2 separate regions of the Homo sapiens genome follow, and region 1 is linked to region 2. Evidence: read pairs that join two places in POLR2A ChIA-PET (ENCODE). Cell type or tissue: K562. All regions are shown on one strand. Links, peaks and the distances in the headings refer to the core of each region. The heading gives the core; the rest is flanking DNA.

The links. Peaks named below come from ENCODE experiments on the same cell type or tissue, not always from the same donor. Only the 100,000 strongest peaks of a DNase experiment are listed, where the experiment ranks them.
Region 1: POLR2A ChIA-PET joins it to region 2 with 5 read pairs; 2 of 35 experiments call an interaction of 5 or more read pairs at or near these places.

What each region holds. Positions count from the first base shown.
Region 1 is chr9:120,622,396-120,627,777 of GRCh38, forward strand. It overlaps MEGF9 (multiple EGF like domains 9), which reads right to left. Exons shown (of 6, transcript NM_001080497.3): 3 at 221-360. Among named protein-coding and RNA genes, the nearest start is that of CDK5RAP2, 45 kb to the left of the region's middle. In K562, for the core only: no CTCF peak of the experiment used is centred there; no DNase peak of the experiment used is centred there.
Region 2 is chr9:120,881,769-120,887,150 of GRCh38, forward strand. It overlaps a transcript of PHF19 not described here. Among named protein-coding and RNA genes, the nearest start is that of PHF19, 7.3 kb to the left of the region's middle. In K562, for the core only: no CTCF peak of the experiment used is centred there; DNase peaks (open chromatin) are centred at 2,066, 4,150, 4,423 and 4,736.

The sequences.
Region 1 (5,382 bases), core at 84-5,083, 260 kb before region 2:
CTTGCCTCCATAGGTATATGACTTTTTTTTTTTTTTTTTAATTTACGTACTTTTTCAAGTTTGTTGTAGCAGGAGTTTGGCTTGCTGTGATCTAGTACATCCTACTTAGAAGATAAAGGCCCTTCCAAACTATTTCAGAAGAATCAACCTATAGCTGAAAGATTTCCAAATTAAAAGAACAGTGGAATAATTACATGACAAAGTTAAGGAAAGTACGTACCTGTGAGGGCATCGCAACTGGCAGACCGATTATTGCATTGGCAGGGCAAGCAGCCATTCTTACTAAAGCCATAATATCCATCTTGGCATCGGTCACATATAGAGCCAATGACACCCACTTTGCACTGGCATTTCCCAGAACTGCAAATAAAAGCAAAGACAATGAATAAAAGTAAATCAATTTAAAAGTTGTATTGAGTAACACCCCAGAAGGGAAAGAAAGCCCAGCTCATGTAAATCATATATACTTACCATATCTCAAAGCCTTGTGTCCAAATAAATCACCTATCAAATTCTGTATTGCTATTAAAAGCTGTCTAGTGTATTGCATAATGCAATTTCTTAGCTAACAAATAATTTTACAGAAAATTTAAAATGGAGGCATTTGAAAGCAGGAGTAATAATGATGATGCAATGAGCTATCATTTATTGAGGGCTTATGTCAATAAATATATTTTTTCTCTAATCCTCAAGGTAGTTCTACCTGGTGAGGGTCATAATACTTATTTTACTACTGAGAAAATTCAGATAAAGTTACTGTCCTCAGCTAGTAAGTCAAGTCTATTCATACAAAGCCAGACTTTTCCCCACCATACTATCTACTCCTAAGATTGACTCTAAATTGGTACAAGAAATTTGTCTGCCAAATAACTTGATATCCACTTAGGTATCAAGCTTCATTCTGTAGATCCAAAGCATTACAATTCACCATCTATATAGGTCCTGACTCCAGTGATGGTGTTTATGCCCTGTCCACAATAAATCTTGCTCTCTTTTCTCACTGCAAGTAAATTTCAGGTCTTTAACAAAGGCTGAGAAATCTTATTGCTTGAAGAGAAGCTGCAGCCTAACAAAGTCAAAGGTTCTCAGAGATAGAAGCCCAAATATTTTGATGTTTAAAGCTTAAATAAAATTTGTACTGATCATAGTATAGGAGATGTTTTTAAAAATGCAACAAAAATTTACATTATCTAATTTATACTATCAAGCATGAATCTATGAATCTTAAGTAATTTAGTAAAGAAAAAAGAAAAGAAGCCACACACATATACGGTCTTACACAAGAATATCCCAAGGTACTTAAAGATCTAGCAAAGAAAACCTGTATTCATAAAAAATAAAATTCAGGAATATTTTATGACTCAATAAGAAGGAACCAGTCAATCGAAGCCACTCTATACTATCAGAAAATTATAAAGAACATAATGTACCTTTCAAAGAATGGCTTACAACACTTCATCAGCTTATTTCCAAGGCTTTTAAAATGTTAATCAAAATATGCTTACTCCTCATTCCTCTAAATATGTTATTCAATATACAAAAGGATAAACAGTTACTTTCAATGATGGTGTTTGCCTAACCCACAACCTACAAGAAGAAGGTATTAGTTTCGAACACAAAATCACTTAATAATATTGTGTAACCATAATATAGCCAATGTTCCCAAAGTAGTTGCTATTCCTGAAGTGGGTTTTCCCTTAATAATTCTTGGGGCACTAAAAGACTTTCTATCTGGAGGATCTGCTCCTTAATTGCTGATTTAAAGTGACTTAATGAATCTTGATAAAGTAGTTGTCTGAGTGTACATACCATGCTTTATTTTTTCCTGGGTGATTTTTGTTCGTTTTTGTTTTTTGAGAAAGGGTCTCATTTAGTCCCCTAGGCTGCAGTGGCGTGATTTCGGCTCACTGCAGCCTCAACTTCCTGGGTTCAGGTGGTCCTTCTGCCTCAGCCCCTCAAGTAGCTGGGACTACAGGTATGCGCCACCACATCCGGCTAATTTTTGTATTTTTTGTGGAGACAGGGTTTTCCCCTGTTGCCCAGGCTGGTCTCAAACTCCTGAGCTCAAGCAATCCGTCTGCCTTGGCCTCCGAAAGTGCTAGCATTACAGGTATGAGACACCATGCATGGCCAGATTTTAAAACAACAAGAAAAAAAAAGGTGCTTTTCTCTCTTTTAAAAGAAAATATAGGCCGGGCGTGGTGGCTCACACCTTTATCCCAGCACTTTGGGAGGCTGAGGTGGGTGGGTCACTTGAGGTCACAAGTTCAAGACCAGTGATCAGCCTGGCCAACATGGTGAAACCCCGTCTCTACCAAAAATACAAAAATTAGTCAGAGTGGTGGTGTGTGCCTGTAGTTCCAGCTACCTGGGAGGCTGAAGCAGGAGAACTGCTTGAACCCAGAAGACGGAGGGTGCAGTGAGCCAAGATCATATCACTGCATTCCAGCTTGGGTGACAGAGTGAGACTCCGTCTCAAAAAAAAAAAAAAAAAAAATGAAGTGAGGAATTTTGGTTGTGAGGCTGCACTACTAGTGCTTTTGCATCATGTTATTCATGGCCCAAGGCCAATTTCTGCATGTATAAGAATTAAATTTATCAGGCATGGTGGCACATGCCTATAGTCCCAGCTACTCAGGAGGCTGAGGCAGGAAGATCACTTGAGCCCAGGAGTTCTAGGCTGCCTGAACTACTCCAACTGCAGTTAAACAGGAATAAACAGCTGGGTCCACTTATCTCAAATTAAACCTGTCTCTCATAAAGCCCCACAGACCAAGAAACACAGGAGACTAATCCTGCAACCACCCAATGGGTTCACCTTGCCCACTGCCTAGGCAGAGCTGATTTATCAAGATGGGGGAATTGCAATACAGAAAGAGTAATTCATGCAGAGCCAGCTGTGCAGGAGACCAGAGCTTTATTATTACTCAAATCAGTTTCCCTAAGTATTCAGGGATTAGGGTTTTTAAGGACAACTTGGTGGGTGGGGTGAAACCAGGGAGCCAGAAGTGCTGACTGGTTAGGCAGGAAATGACATCACAGGGAATTGAAGCCATCCTCTTGAGCTGAGTGTGCCATGATCGGGCCTGTGAATAGCCACTGTACTCCAGCCTGGGCGACACAGGGAGACTCTGTCTCTTAAAAAAAAGATTTAAATCGGCCAGGTGCAGTGGCTCATGCCTGTAATCCTAGCACTTTCGGAGGCTGAGGCGAGTGGATCACGAGGGCAGGAGTTCGAGACCAGCCTGGCCAACATAGTGAAACCTCGTCTCTACTAAAAATACAAAAATTAGCAGGGCATGGTGGCACACACCTGTAGTCCCAGCTACTCGGGAGGCTGAGGCAGGAGAATCGCTTGAACCTGTGAGGTGGAGGTTGTGGTGAGCCAAGATTGCGCCACTGCACTCCAGCCTGGGTGACAGCAAGACTCTGTCTCACAAAAAAAAAAAAAAAAAAAAAAAGAAAGAAAAGAAATCACTCAGCAAATATAAAGCTTTGCCTGTGTGACTTCCTTCGTAGAATAAAGACTTTACAACACTCCCTTTCATGGTCTCTCTCTGTTAAAGACTTGAATGCTTTCTGAAGCAAAGGTCAATGATATAAATGCAATGAAACCAAAAAAGAAAAAAAAAAGGCTGTGAACAGACCACTTATGCTTATCCATAGATTTGAAATGAAAGAACCAAAACCCACAGCTTCATAACTGGAGAATAAATGTGTAGAACTGGATTTTAAATAGAAATCAGACATCTGTACTATGAGATCAGCTAACAATTTAAGATAAAATTTGCTTATCTGGTCTTAATGACATGTTGCTAGTAAAGTACCAAGATAGCACAAAAATTATATCAGAAAAAAAAGAATATAGAATTATTCATAAACGAAGCATAAGCATTGTGGAGCTACGCTGCATTAAGTGTAACTATGCATATACTACACATTTCTTAAATTATCCCAAAAGGGATTCTCAGATTTTCTTGTGGTAGTAATGCTCAGTTATAGAACTTACATACTCATGGGTGTGAACAACTCCTGCAAGGTTTTAACACTTTAGAAAAAAGCATTTTTTAAGTGTATATAAATAAAAACATATTTTACAACACTAATAGTCATTACTTTTTCAAAAGAAAATTCACTGGTGTATCATCTCAAGATATGGTACATATCTATGTCACATGAATACAAGCCAAATTACCTTTTTAAAGACTCTGTTTAAGATGAGTGGGTGGAGAAGCTTCAGAATTTCCATTATTTTACAGTCACATTGATTAGGTGGGATGGGTATAATACAGGAAAGGAGTATCAGAGTTTATGGAAAAAACCAGCCCGAGGAAACAGAGTTTGGTTCATATTCCAGCTCTACTAGTGACTAGCTGGCACAAAGTATTCATTCTATCTTGGCCTCTGTATTCTCATTTGTTAAGTGAAGACAATTATACCAACCTTTGTAGTATATTAAAAATTGCATACACAATGCATTTAGCACAGTGTCTGGCACATACTCAGTACTCAAAAATGAAAGCAACTATGGACATGATGACAGTGATCCTAGATCTTAAATATTTTCTGAGAATTCTAAGGAAAGTAGGTTAGAATTCCCAGTTGGCAAAGACAGGGAAGACTAAGTTACTTACTTTTAAAATTTAAAATTTGTAAGTAATTTAAAATTTTAGAATTCTGTTAATAAAACTAAAAAAAAGCAAAACATTAAAGGATAATTACTAGTTTGTAGCAAAAATATGGCTAGAAAAAGAGAGCACATTATAAACACATGGTAGAAACAGTTTTGGGGGAAAAAATTTTAATCGAGAAGAGAAAGGATCTGCAAAATCCTACATTAGGTGGGATCAAAGCCAGCTGGACCTGACTTGCTTTTCTACCAACTAGTTAATGATTTATTTCTAAATTGTTAAATGTCTTGGCATGTTTTTTGTTATCAAGAAAGTCTATTTTCTTCCTAAGATTTACAAGATATAAAGTACGTGTGTATGTATATTTTTAGGTATCACATTATCAATTTTAACTCAAGCAGTTACAGAATAATTAAAAATTATACATAGTTCTTTCCTTTTTCTTTTTTTTGAGATGGAGTCTTGCTCTGTCACCCAGGTTGGAGTGGTGCAGTGGCACAATCTCGGCTTACTGCAACCTCCGCCTCCTGGGTTCAAGCGATTCTCCTGCCTCAGCCTCCCAAGTAGCTGGGACTACAGGCATGCACTATCACGCCCGGCTAATTTTTGTATTTTTAGCAGAAACAGAGTTTCGTCATGTTGGCCAGGCTGGTCTCGAACTCCTGACCTCAAGTGATCCACCCGCCTGGGCTTCCCCAAGTGCTGGGATTACAGGTGTGAGCCACTGCGCCCAGCCCATAGTTCTAATTAG
Region 2 (5,382 bases), core at 110-5,109:
TTTGTTTATTTGAGATGAAGTCTTGCTCTGTTGCCTAGGCCAGAGTGCAGTGGCACGATCTCGGCTCACTGCAAACTCTGCCTCCCAGGTTCAAGCAATTCTCCTGCCTCAGCCTCCTGGGTAGCCGGGGTTCCAGGTGCACGCTATCACGCCTGGCTAATTTTTGTATTTTTAGTAGAGATTGGGTTTCACCATGTTGGTCAGGCTGGTCTTGAACTCCTGACTTCATGATCCACCAGCCTTGGCCTTCCAAAGTGTTGGGATTACAGGTGCGTGCCACTGCACCTGGCCCACCCTTCTCTTTTAAGGCTTGTCACAGCGTGGTGAGCCAGGTGTGGCAGGCATCAGGTCCATTTTGCAGGGGATGAAATGGAGGTTTGGAAAGGCGTAGTGATAAACTCAGTGTCACACACAATAGAGAGTCAGGGCTTGTCCCCTCTGCTCAGCAGTGTCTCAGTACCTCTCTGTCCAGGGAGACCACCAAAGGGCCAGAGAGCCCTGAGAGAAGGTTCCCTGCCTCCCAGTGATCCATCCTCTTCCTTCTGCTGTGCTATTCTATGTTTTCTTTCAATTAAGGACAATTTGGAAAATGTCAAAAAGCACGAGGAAGAAAATAAAAGTAACTTGTGATTTTCACTGTTACTTTTAAAATCAGATTTATCGAAATATACTTCACGTATGACAAATTCACTTACTTAAAATATACAGTCATTATTTTGAGAGAACATCATTTTCTTTCAGAAATACTTATTTGAATACCAAACAAGTTAGCCTATATGAAAGTGCTCTACAGCCAGGCACAGTGGCTCATGCCTGTAATCCCAGCACTTTGAGAGGCTGAGGTGGGCGGATCACCTGAGGTCCGGAGTTCAAGACCAGCCTGGCCAACATGATGAAACCCCATCTTTACTAAAAATACAAAAATTAGTCGTGCATGGTGGCGGCCACCTGTAATCCCAGCTACTTGGGAGGCTGAGGCAGGAGAATCTCTTGAGCCCAGAAGGCGTAGGTTGCAGTGAGCCGATATTGTGCCATTGCACTCCAGCCTGGGTGACAAGAGCAAAACTCCATCTCAAAAAAAAAAAAAAAAAGAAAGAAACTGCTCTACACACAAGAGGCTTTTCACAAATATGAATAATTATTATTACATAATTTTTGGAAGTAATTATTATGCAGGTGACCAGTTAGACGAGCCCATGTTTTATGGCCTGAATTTCGGGGTTGGTTTATCATGTCCTCAGCATGGAGGTGTAGAGAGTTTTCAGATTACAGTAGAAAGCACGGTTATTAACACCAGTTTTAAAAAAAATGGTTGCCAGGGTCAGACTGTGACCTGTTGGCATGCCTGTGGCCTTGGTTAGCTGCCAAACTATAAACACCTTTACCTGTGGCTTTTGTGGGGAAATGAGAGAAGTCTGCCTGCCTTCTCTGTGAACCCAGGGGGTGTAGAAAAGAAAGGGGAGCCTTCACCAGACACTGGAGATCCTATTTCCCTGCCTTGCCAGCTTGCTGTGGAACCAAGGATCCCTTCCCTTGTCTAAATTTTAGTCTCCCCATCTGTTAAAGATAAAGTGGTGGTTTGTTCACCCTTTCAACATAGTGCACATGTGTAGCGAACCATGCTGTAGGCAGGCACCATGCTAGGAATGACAGGCGTGGCATGAAGATGAATAAGATGCAGCCTTTGATCTCAGGAAGCTCCCGGTCCAGCCGGGCACGGTGGCTCATGCCTGAAATCCCAGCACTTTGGGAGGCTGAGGTGGGTGAATTGCCTGAGCTCCGGAGTTCGAGCCCAGCCTGGGCAACTTGGTGAAATCCCATCTCTACCAAAAATACAAAGAATTAGCTGGGCATGGTGGCATGCACCTGTGGTCCTAGCTACTTGGGAGCCTGAGGTGGGAGGATCACTTGAGCCTGGAGGCAGAGGTTGCAGTGAGCTGAGATCACACCGTGCACTCCAGCAGCCTGGGTGACAGAACAAGACACTGTCTCCAAAAAAAAAAAAAAAAAAAATAGAAGCTCCTGGTCCAGAGCTAGGGGGTGGGGCTAGGGGGACAGACAGATTGATAGATAATTGTGGGAGGGTGTCGAGACAAGGAGTGATCAGGACAAGGAGGGTCAGACCACAATGACCTCTAAGTTGCCTCTGATGGCAAAATTATTTGATTCTATGAACTCAGTCTAAGCTTTGTTTCTCCCTCACTCGGTAACCTAGGATGGGTCACTTCTCTAATCAGGGCTTCAGATGGACTCACTGGTCAATATATGAAGTCTAGAACAAATGAGTTGCTCCCAGTCATTCTTTATAAAGGTTGTTATATAAAGATTTGACCCACCAAAAGCTGCATTGACTATTTGCGAGATATTTTGTCTTCTTGTTTTTTATCAATTAGGTCTACATACTACATTCAATTAGAGATTTTGATTGATATGATTAAAACAGTGTGATCATAAAAGACTGACTCAGATATAGTTAATTAAAGATACCTTTAAAGTTTTCCCCACGTTAAAATACAGAGGTGTCATTTTATTAATGAACTCCAGTATTTACAAGGCATCCTTTCTGGAATCAAGCAATCCATGAGTCGATCCGCGTGAGGTGGATGAGCTCCTGGCCCCAAGCTGGGTGTGTAGGAGAAAGAGGAAATGTATGAGATGAGAGCTGCTCCCCGGGAGCCAAGGCTCTTGCTGGGCATTTCATGAAGGAGACAAGATATAACCAACTGCCCAAGATATAGCCAGAGGAGAGCAAATAAGAAGATAGTGGATACAACAGGGTCATTTGTATGATTCAACTAGTATTGGTGGAACTGAGGTTTGAACCCAGGTGATATGGTGTATTCAAAAGCTAATGCCAGTCTGGGCACGGTGGCTCACACCTGTAATGCCAGCACTTTGGGAGGCTGAGGTGGGCGGATCACCAGAGGCCAGGAGTTTGAGACCAGCCTGGCCAACATGGTGAAACCAGATCTCTACCAAAAAATACAAAAAAAAAAAAAAAAATTAGCTGGATGTGGTGGTACACGCCTATGATCCCAGCTACTCCAGAGGCCGAGGCATGAGAATCACTTCAACCCTGGAGGCAGAAGTTGCAGTGAGTTCAGATAGCACCACTGCACTCTGGCCTAGGAGCGAGACTCTGTCTAAAAAAATAAAAATAAAAATTAAAAAAAGCCAATACCAGCCACTCATGTAAATCCCAACTACTTAGGAGGTTGAGGTGGGAGAATCATTTGAGGCCAGGAGTTCAAGACCAGCCTGGGCAACATAGCAAGACCACATCTCTAAAAATAAAAATAAATTAGCTGGGGTGGTGACATGCACCTGCAGCGCCAACTACTCAGGAGGCTGAAGTAGGAGGATTGCTTGAACCCAGAAGTTCGAGGATGCAGTAAGCTATGATTACATCACTGCACTCCAGTCTGAGCAACAGAGTGAGACCCTGTGTCTTAATGGAGGGAACCTTCCAAGTCAAGTTTTCCAACTTCTCATTTTCAGATGGGGAAACGGATATCTAGAAAGCAGGAGAGGTTCGGCGCAGTGGTTCACGCCTGTAATCCTAGCACTTTGGGAGGCCGAGGCGGGCAGATCATGAGGTCAAAAGTTTGAGACCAGCCTGGCCAACATGGTGAAACCTCGTCTCTACTAAAAGTACAAAAATGAGCTGGGCATGGTGATGTGCGCCTGTAATCCCAGCTACTGGGAATGCTGAGGCAGGAGAATGGCTTGAACCCAGGAGGCGGAGGTTGCAGTGAGCCGATATCATGCCACTGCACTCCAGCCTGGGTGACAGAGCAAGACTCTATCTTGGAAAAAAAAAAAAAAAAACAAAGCAGGAGAGGTCTGGCCAAAGTCCTGCAGGAAAGACGCATTCAAGATGAAGTAGTAAATCAGCACATGAGCCATAAGTGGGTCCAGGCCTCTGCCCCTCCCTTGCCCAGAGATGTATGCCATGCCACTTTTGTCAGGTCCCCAGCAGTCCTCTTGAGTTTTTTAATTGCCAAAATTTATTTTAAAATCCTTCTGTTTGAGTGTTCCATGACATGTGACCTTCTTATGAGTTTCAGAGGTAATCCCTGCCTGGGTGGAGGAATACCTAAGTGACCTTCAGGACCTCTTTCAGCTTGGAGAAGCGGAAATTCTGTTGCCAGAATTCCATGGCTCTTTAAAGCTAATCTTCACTCTTTTACAGCTCTCAGAAGGAACTCTCACGTCTGGCCTTTCTCTGTTGTCTGTTCTGCTCCCTGATCTTCGGCTTAAGTTGGGGCAATAGTTCCAAGAGGTTTAGCTGGGACCATTCAGATCTGTGTCTTATAGCTGCTTCTTCCAAGATTACAATTCAAAGTCCCAGATGCCTCCCCCTGCAGAGGAGAGGAAACATCTGGGCTGGAGCTGCACGGAGAGAGCCCAGCTGTGTGGGACATCCCTCAGGGTAGGAGCCTGTGAGCTGAGAGCTCTTCATTGCAGATGTGGTTCTAACCATCGGGGTCTGGGTCTCACCCATGAGGCTTCGACAGGCCCCAGGCATGTGTGTGCAGGGAATCTGAACAGTCAGCCTGCAGGAAAGAGGCTCTGGGGAGTTATATGTGGCTGGTGTGGTGGCAAGTAGAGTTTGTATGGACACCGAACCAAAATAGAGAAATGCGAAGGCAGCTAGACAGAAAGTGGGTGGGGGGAAGCATTCCAAGGAACAGACCTCTGCAGCAAGGAGCTTGGTCTGTGCAGGTCACAGGGAAAGCAAAGAAAAACATAGGCTCAAACCACGAGTCATTTATTCACTCATCCTTCACGGCTAACCACAGCATTTAGCCATGCACTCCTGGTGTGACTATGGAGATCCCTTCCACAGCCAGATGACCCAATGTCAGCTGGAGTGTTTCCCACTCCAACGGCTGGTTCATCCAGCCTGTAGTCACCGCCCTCTGGCAGAGGCACCACTCTGGGCTGACCCCTCTGTGATGGTCAATTTTATATGTCCACATGACTAAGCTATCATACCTAGTTATTTAATCCAACATCAATCTAGGTGTCGCTGTCAAGGCATCTTAGAGATGTGGTTAACATTTATCATCAGTTGACTTTAAGAAAAATTCCCTCGAGACCAGCCTGGCCAGTATGGTGAAACCCTGTCTCTACTAAAAATACAAAAAAATTAGCCGGGTGTGATTGCACACACCTATACAGCTACCCGGGAGGCTGAGGCAGGAGAATTGCTTGAACCTGGGAGATGGAGGTTGCAATGAGGCGAGATCGCCCCACTGCACTCCAGCCTAGGTGACAGAGCCAGACTCTGTCTAAAAAAAAAAAAAGAAAAGAAAAGAAAAGAAAAAAGAAAATTACCCTCGATAGAGTGAGTAGGCCACAGCCAATCAGTGGAAGGCC